Regions from separate parts of the Mus musculus genome. Here region 1 is linked to region 2. A link is a loop called in an ENCODE intact Hi-C map of the cell type or tissue named here. Cell type or tissue: heart. All regions are shown on one strand.

The links. Peaks named below come from ENCODE experiments on the same cell type or tissue, not always from the same donor. Only the 100,000 strongest peaks of a DNase experiment are listed, where the experiment ranks them.
Region 1: a loop joins it to region 2, with 1.9 times the contacts of the local background. A loop is called at or near these places in 1 of 42 quality-filtered maps.

What each region holds. Positions count from the first base shown.
Region 1 is chr2:59,813,099-59,815,598 of GRCm38, reverse strand. It overlaps Tanc1 (tetratricopeptide repeat, ankyrin repeat and coiled-coil containing 1), which reads right to left. Exons shown (of 27, transcript NM_198294.3): 17 at 45-281. Among named protein-coding and RNA genes, the nearest start is that of Wdsub1, 68 kb to the left of the region's middle. In heart, a CTCF peak has its summit at 1,170 (motif pointing right); no DNase peak of the experiment used is centred here.
Region 2 is chr2:59,881,085-59,883,584 of GRCm38, reverse strand. Wdsub1 (WD repeat, SAM and U-box domain containing 1) reads left to right here and starts at 979. Exons shown (of 11, transcript NM_001379396.1): 1 at 979-1,107. Gm52554 (a long non-coding RNA gene) reads right to left here and starts at 906. Exons shown (of 3, transcript XR_003954039.1): 1 at 893-906. In heart, a CTCF peak has its summit at 1,185; a DNase peak (open chromatin) is centred at 1,014; H3K4me3 peaks cover 1,886 bases; H3K27ac peaks cover 1,752 bases.

The DNA.
Region 1 (2,500 bases), 68 kb after region 2:
GACACCCTGTTGTCACCCTCCAGGTCAAAACCGCTGCTGCTTACCCTTGCCCCCTTCTTGATGAGCAGACACACCAGCTTCATGTGGCCGGCAGCAGCTGCGTAGCACAGTGCGTTCATACCGTTCTCCGACATCCCATCCAGGCAGGCGCCAAATTCCAGAAGGAGAGTGACAACTTCTTCATGGCCAAGGTGAGACTGGACGCACAGGATGGGGGCATTGTTTAACACTTCTGTCCTGTAGTTCACGTTGGCCCCTCCCAAAATCAGGAGCCGGCTCACCTGTTGGGCAATGTTCCCCCGGCAAGATTAATATCTCATATGTATGTTAGTTTTAACACATCGGAGAAGCAGGAAGTATCTGCAATCTTCCTGTTTTATCCTACTGGACCTCAGGCTTGAGACATACCAGCAGGAAATGCACACACACTCACACACACTCACACACGTGCATCTTCACTAGTGGAAACCTGACCAGCAGGAAATGCACACACACTCACACACGTGCATCTTCACTAGTAGGAACCTGACAAGTTTCTCCAAATCATGGGAAAGAACAGAACATCATTGTGACGCAGCAAACCCACTTCTGGGGCTACATCCAAAATGAAAGCAGAATCCTGAAGAAATGTGAGACACATTCACATCAACACCATTCACCAAGCTGAGACGTGAAGCCAACCTAGGGCCCCACAGCAGACACGTAGACAGAGATGGACATGCCACCAGTGCAGAACTCAGGCTTAGAAAGGAACTCACCCGCGGGATGCTACAGCAGAGATTAATATAAAAAAATACGTTAAATAAACAGGAAGACCAAGACCACATGACTCTATTAAGGATGTAGCCACAGTGGTCACATGAGACTATTAAGGATGCAGCCTCAGTGATCAAACAGGACATAAGCTGAGCACAGCTCCCAGACCATGGACAGTGGAAAGAAGAGTGTCTAATGGCTAACGAGATTGACCAAATGAAAAGTATTAGAGATTTACAACATTAAATGTGAATATACTTCACTGAACTGAACACTTAAAAATGATTTAGGTGTTATATTTTCTACTATGGACTCTTAGTTCATCACAAGTGAAAACAAATGTTTTTAAAAAGATTTATTTATTATTATATGTAAGTACACTGTAGCTGTCTTCAGACATACCAGAAGAGGGCGTCAGATCTCATTACAGATGGTTGTAAGCCACCATGTGGTTGTTGGGATTTGAACTCGGGACCTTTGGAAGAGCACTCTTAACCACTGAGCCATCTCACCAGCCCCAACAAAATGTTTTTATACGCACAGTACCCCCTCCTCCCTCGTCCCCTACACTGGGTGGTGGGTTTTTTTTAAACGTATTTATTTATTTATTTAGACTTTACGTGTGTGGATGTTTTGCCTGCATGTGTGTCCGTGCCATCATGACATGCACATCTGGTGCACACACAGGTCAGAAGAGCGCATCAGGTCCCCTATAACCGGACTATATGAGCTACCACATAGGTGCTGGGAACTGAACCCAGGGACTTTACCAGGGGAACAAGTGCTCTTGACCTCTGAGCTCTCTCTCTAGCCCCTGGGTGGCACATTTTTAATGATTTCCAGCGAACACTGGTATTATTACTGTAGGGGCTAGACCTGACCAGCCACCAAATAGAAAAAATTCATCATTTTAACAATGAAATGATAAGCAAGGATTAAATCCTTAATGAGATAAAGCCAAAAGGAAACACGAATAGTCCCTTCTCTCGACAAGGAAGAGAGAAAGCACAGCAATGTCGCATGTCCTGAGGACCGTCAGCACAGCACACTGACGACAGCACAGCACACTGACAGCATGCCCTCTGCCACTCACACTGACTGCTGCACACAGCACGGCCTTGGATAGCAGGGGGCGTTTCTGATCTGCACATATTAAAATGAAATCACTGAACAGACGGACATTTCTAGCCACACTAATCTCCTTCCCATCTCCAGATTGTGAGGAAAAATCCCATGGTACTTTCACACCTAGCGGGTCCCTTTCAACAGCTCCACTCCAATCGGCATCCGTCCAACCCTGCCCTGGGAGATCCTCAAGGCTGACGGTTAGATGCAGGAAACCTCAGAGACCTGGATCTGACTGGAGTCGATCGGGGATCATAAGTTACAGGCAAGAGATGGGCAACATAAAAATTCTGGGTAGTTTAGTGCCCTGTCCATAGAGCAGCAGATGGAATATTTACAAATTATTACAGGAGATTATTACTATCAGTAGGGAAACTACAGCCCTCGATGGCATCTGGACATGGTAGAACCTAAAGTATGAAATGTTCAGATGTCTCCATTGCTGCTTAAGCTTGGAGTCCACAAGACAGCCTCACATACACACACACACACACACACCCGCCCAGTGTTCTCTCTTACACTGTTTGCAGGGCCATCCCTCCAGTGCAGGTCCCCCTGCCCCAGCAACTCTGAACAGACCCCGCTGTCTTGGATGCTTGTGCCACAGACAGCAAAGGCT
Region 2 (2,500 bases):
CAGATTTTACTAAGATAATAGCCAGTCAAATTGATGGAGATGTGCTGCATCCTTGCAACGGGCCTCAAAGGAAAGAAGGCGTGACAGACACACATCCACAGAATCTGGGATGACATGGTCTGGGCTCTCTCATGGAAAAGGCTGCAGAACCCTGGGAACCCAGCCTGTTTAATACATACAGTTGGACACAGAGAGGGGTTACAGTTCAACATATAGCTGAATTAAGATGGCAGGGTTTATAGTATACAGCTGAACAAGGAGACAGGCTTAGCTCATCACTAGGAGCAGTCTCTGTGGGGGACCAGTCTTCAGGCGGTAAACATCCAGGAGGACAAAGCTAGAGAGGACATTTCTGCACACCCCGTTAACGTTAGAACGTCAGACAGGAGGGGTGGCTTTTCCAGTCCCATGGCTCTAAGGCACTGGGCTCCTTGATACGGCTATGCCCATATCAAACAAAATACACATTCACCAGGGCTCCAGTCACTATGGAGATAGAAAAAGATAACACTCAAGTCTGGCAAGAATGTGGAGAGACAGGCACCACTCTACATATATCATTCAGAGTACAAACCATGCCAAGTACAAACAACCCAGAGCCACTGGGTACTTGGTATGTAACGTAAGTCTGAAAATTCTTTAGGCTCATACACCCAGTAGTTCCATTTCTATTTAGCTCTAGTTGAGGTTCAGAAGTGTGGATAGAGATCTAAGTACGAAGGAGCTTAATCTAACTTTTTTTTTTCTGTGAGCAAAAAAGTTAAACTACCATTCGGCAGTATGATATAGTCCCATTTGGACCATTAAGCAAAACAAAACCCAAAACAAACAAGAAAAAAAACCAACTTCCAGGTAAATTACCACAGCCAAAGCCCACAGGGAACCGGCCTACCGGAGCTGCCGCGGGCACGCATGCGCGGGCATGGGCGCGGGGTGGGGCTTGCGCGGCTCTCCCTGCGCCGCAGCCACGCCCACCTCAGTTAGGTAACACGTGACCCAGTGAGTCGGGCTCTGCCTAGTGAGCAGCCCAGCCCAGCAGCCCAGCTCGGGGCCCAGCCCGGGGCCGAGCCCGGGGCAGTGCAGACTTGGTGACCTCAGAACCCGGAGGTGCGTGACCTCGACCCCGGAGCCGCGCAGGGGAGGAGCCGCCCGGAGGCGGGACTCTCAGTCCGGGTGCGAGGGAAGTGAGTGTGGGCTGCACGCCAGGTGGCGTTGGGGCGGGGGCAGGACCGGGCCACCGGGTGGGCTGCGGTCACGCACACCCCACTGGCCTGCTGGCTCGCCCGGCCTCTTGTGCGCCGAGAGAGAGAGAGCGGGAGCCGGTTCGGAAAGTCTCTCGCTGCATTGGCACTCCGGGGATTTGGACCGGCTCCAGAAAGCTCCATCTGAGCTTGTTTTCCGAGAACCTGTTGGAGTGTTTCTGCTTGTTTTGTTTTGTGAGGCTATGAGAGACCTGGAGGGAAGGCTGCTGAACTTTGGGAAGAAGATGAAAATGAAAACATTTACTTATTTATTTGTAGAGATTTCCGTAAACTAGATGAAGACAAGAGATTATCCATTTTACAAGTCGAGGTCACGTCTGTTTCTTAGGGATGGTTTCAGCCGCGATTGTTACTCGTTTGTTGGTTTTCTGAGACTAGTTAGGTAGGCTTTACCTCCTTGTTTAGCTGAAGGTGATCTTGAACCCCTGATCCTCGTCCTGCCTCTGCCTCCCTAGTGTTGGTGTTACAGGCTCAGGCCAGGATGCCCGGCACTAATTTTTAATTATACTGTTTTTCCACAGTTAGATTTTTGTTTTGGAAGCTTTACTTTCTAAATCATTCCATGCTAGATTTCATATGTAACATTTAAAAGCAAACTCAACTATATTTGGAACGGAGTTTCATTTGAGCACGTTAGGTACCTAGCACTGCCTTGCATGCTGTGGTTGCAGAGATAAGCAATATGGACAGGGTGCCTACTTCTTTGTGGTCACTGGCGGTGGGAATGCACACAGGGGCTGCCGCTGCAGGAATCAGTATGAAGCATTCTCAGAAGACTGACATTCGACCTGCCTGTACAACATCTTATGTAGCCAAAGATCTAAGTCCTACCACAGAGATACATGCACTGTGTGCGGTACAAGGCTGCATACCACAAGAAATGGAACTGATCTAGATGACTGTTGCCAGTTGGATTTTTTTAAACTGATACAAATGGATTTTTAAAATCGGTACATATACACAATAGAATTTTACTTTGCCACAAAGAAAAATGAAATCATGATATTTGTGGGAAAATGTTGGAACTAGAAATGACCCTGCTAAGTGAAATAAGCCAGACTCACACAAATGCTGGTCAGCCTTGGATACCTGAACACAATGCCCCCCTCTCCCAGAATCTACCATTGGCCAATAGTTCAGAAGTAAGAAGCGGTGCCTCACGAGCCACTTCCCTGATCCCTGTCTTGACAGCGCCAACCTTGTGCGAGCTCAGCACAGTAACAAGGTTGCTGGGCATG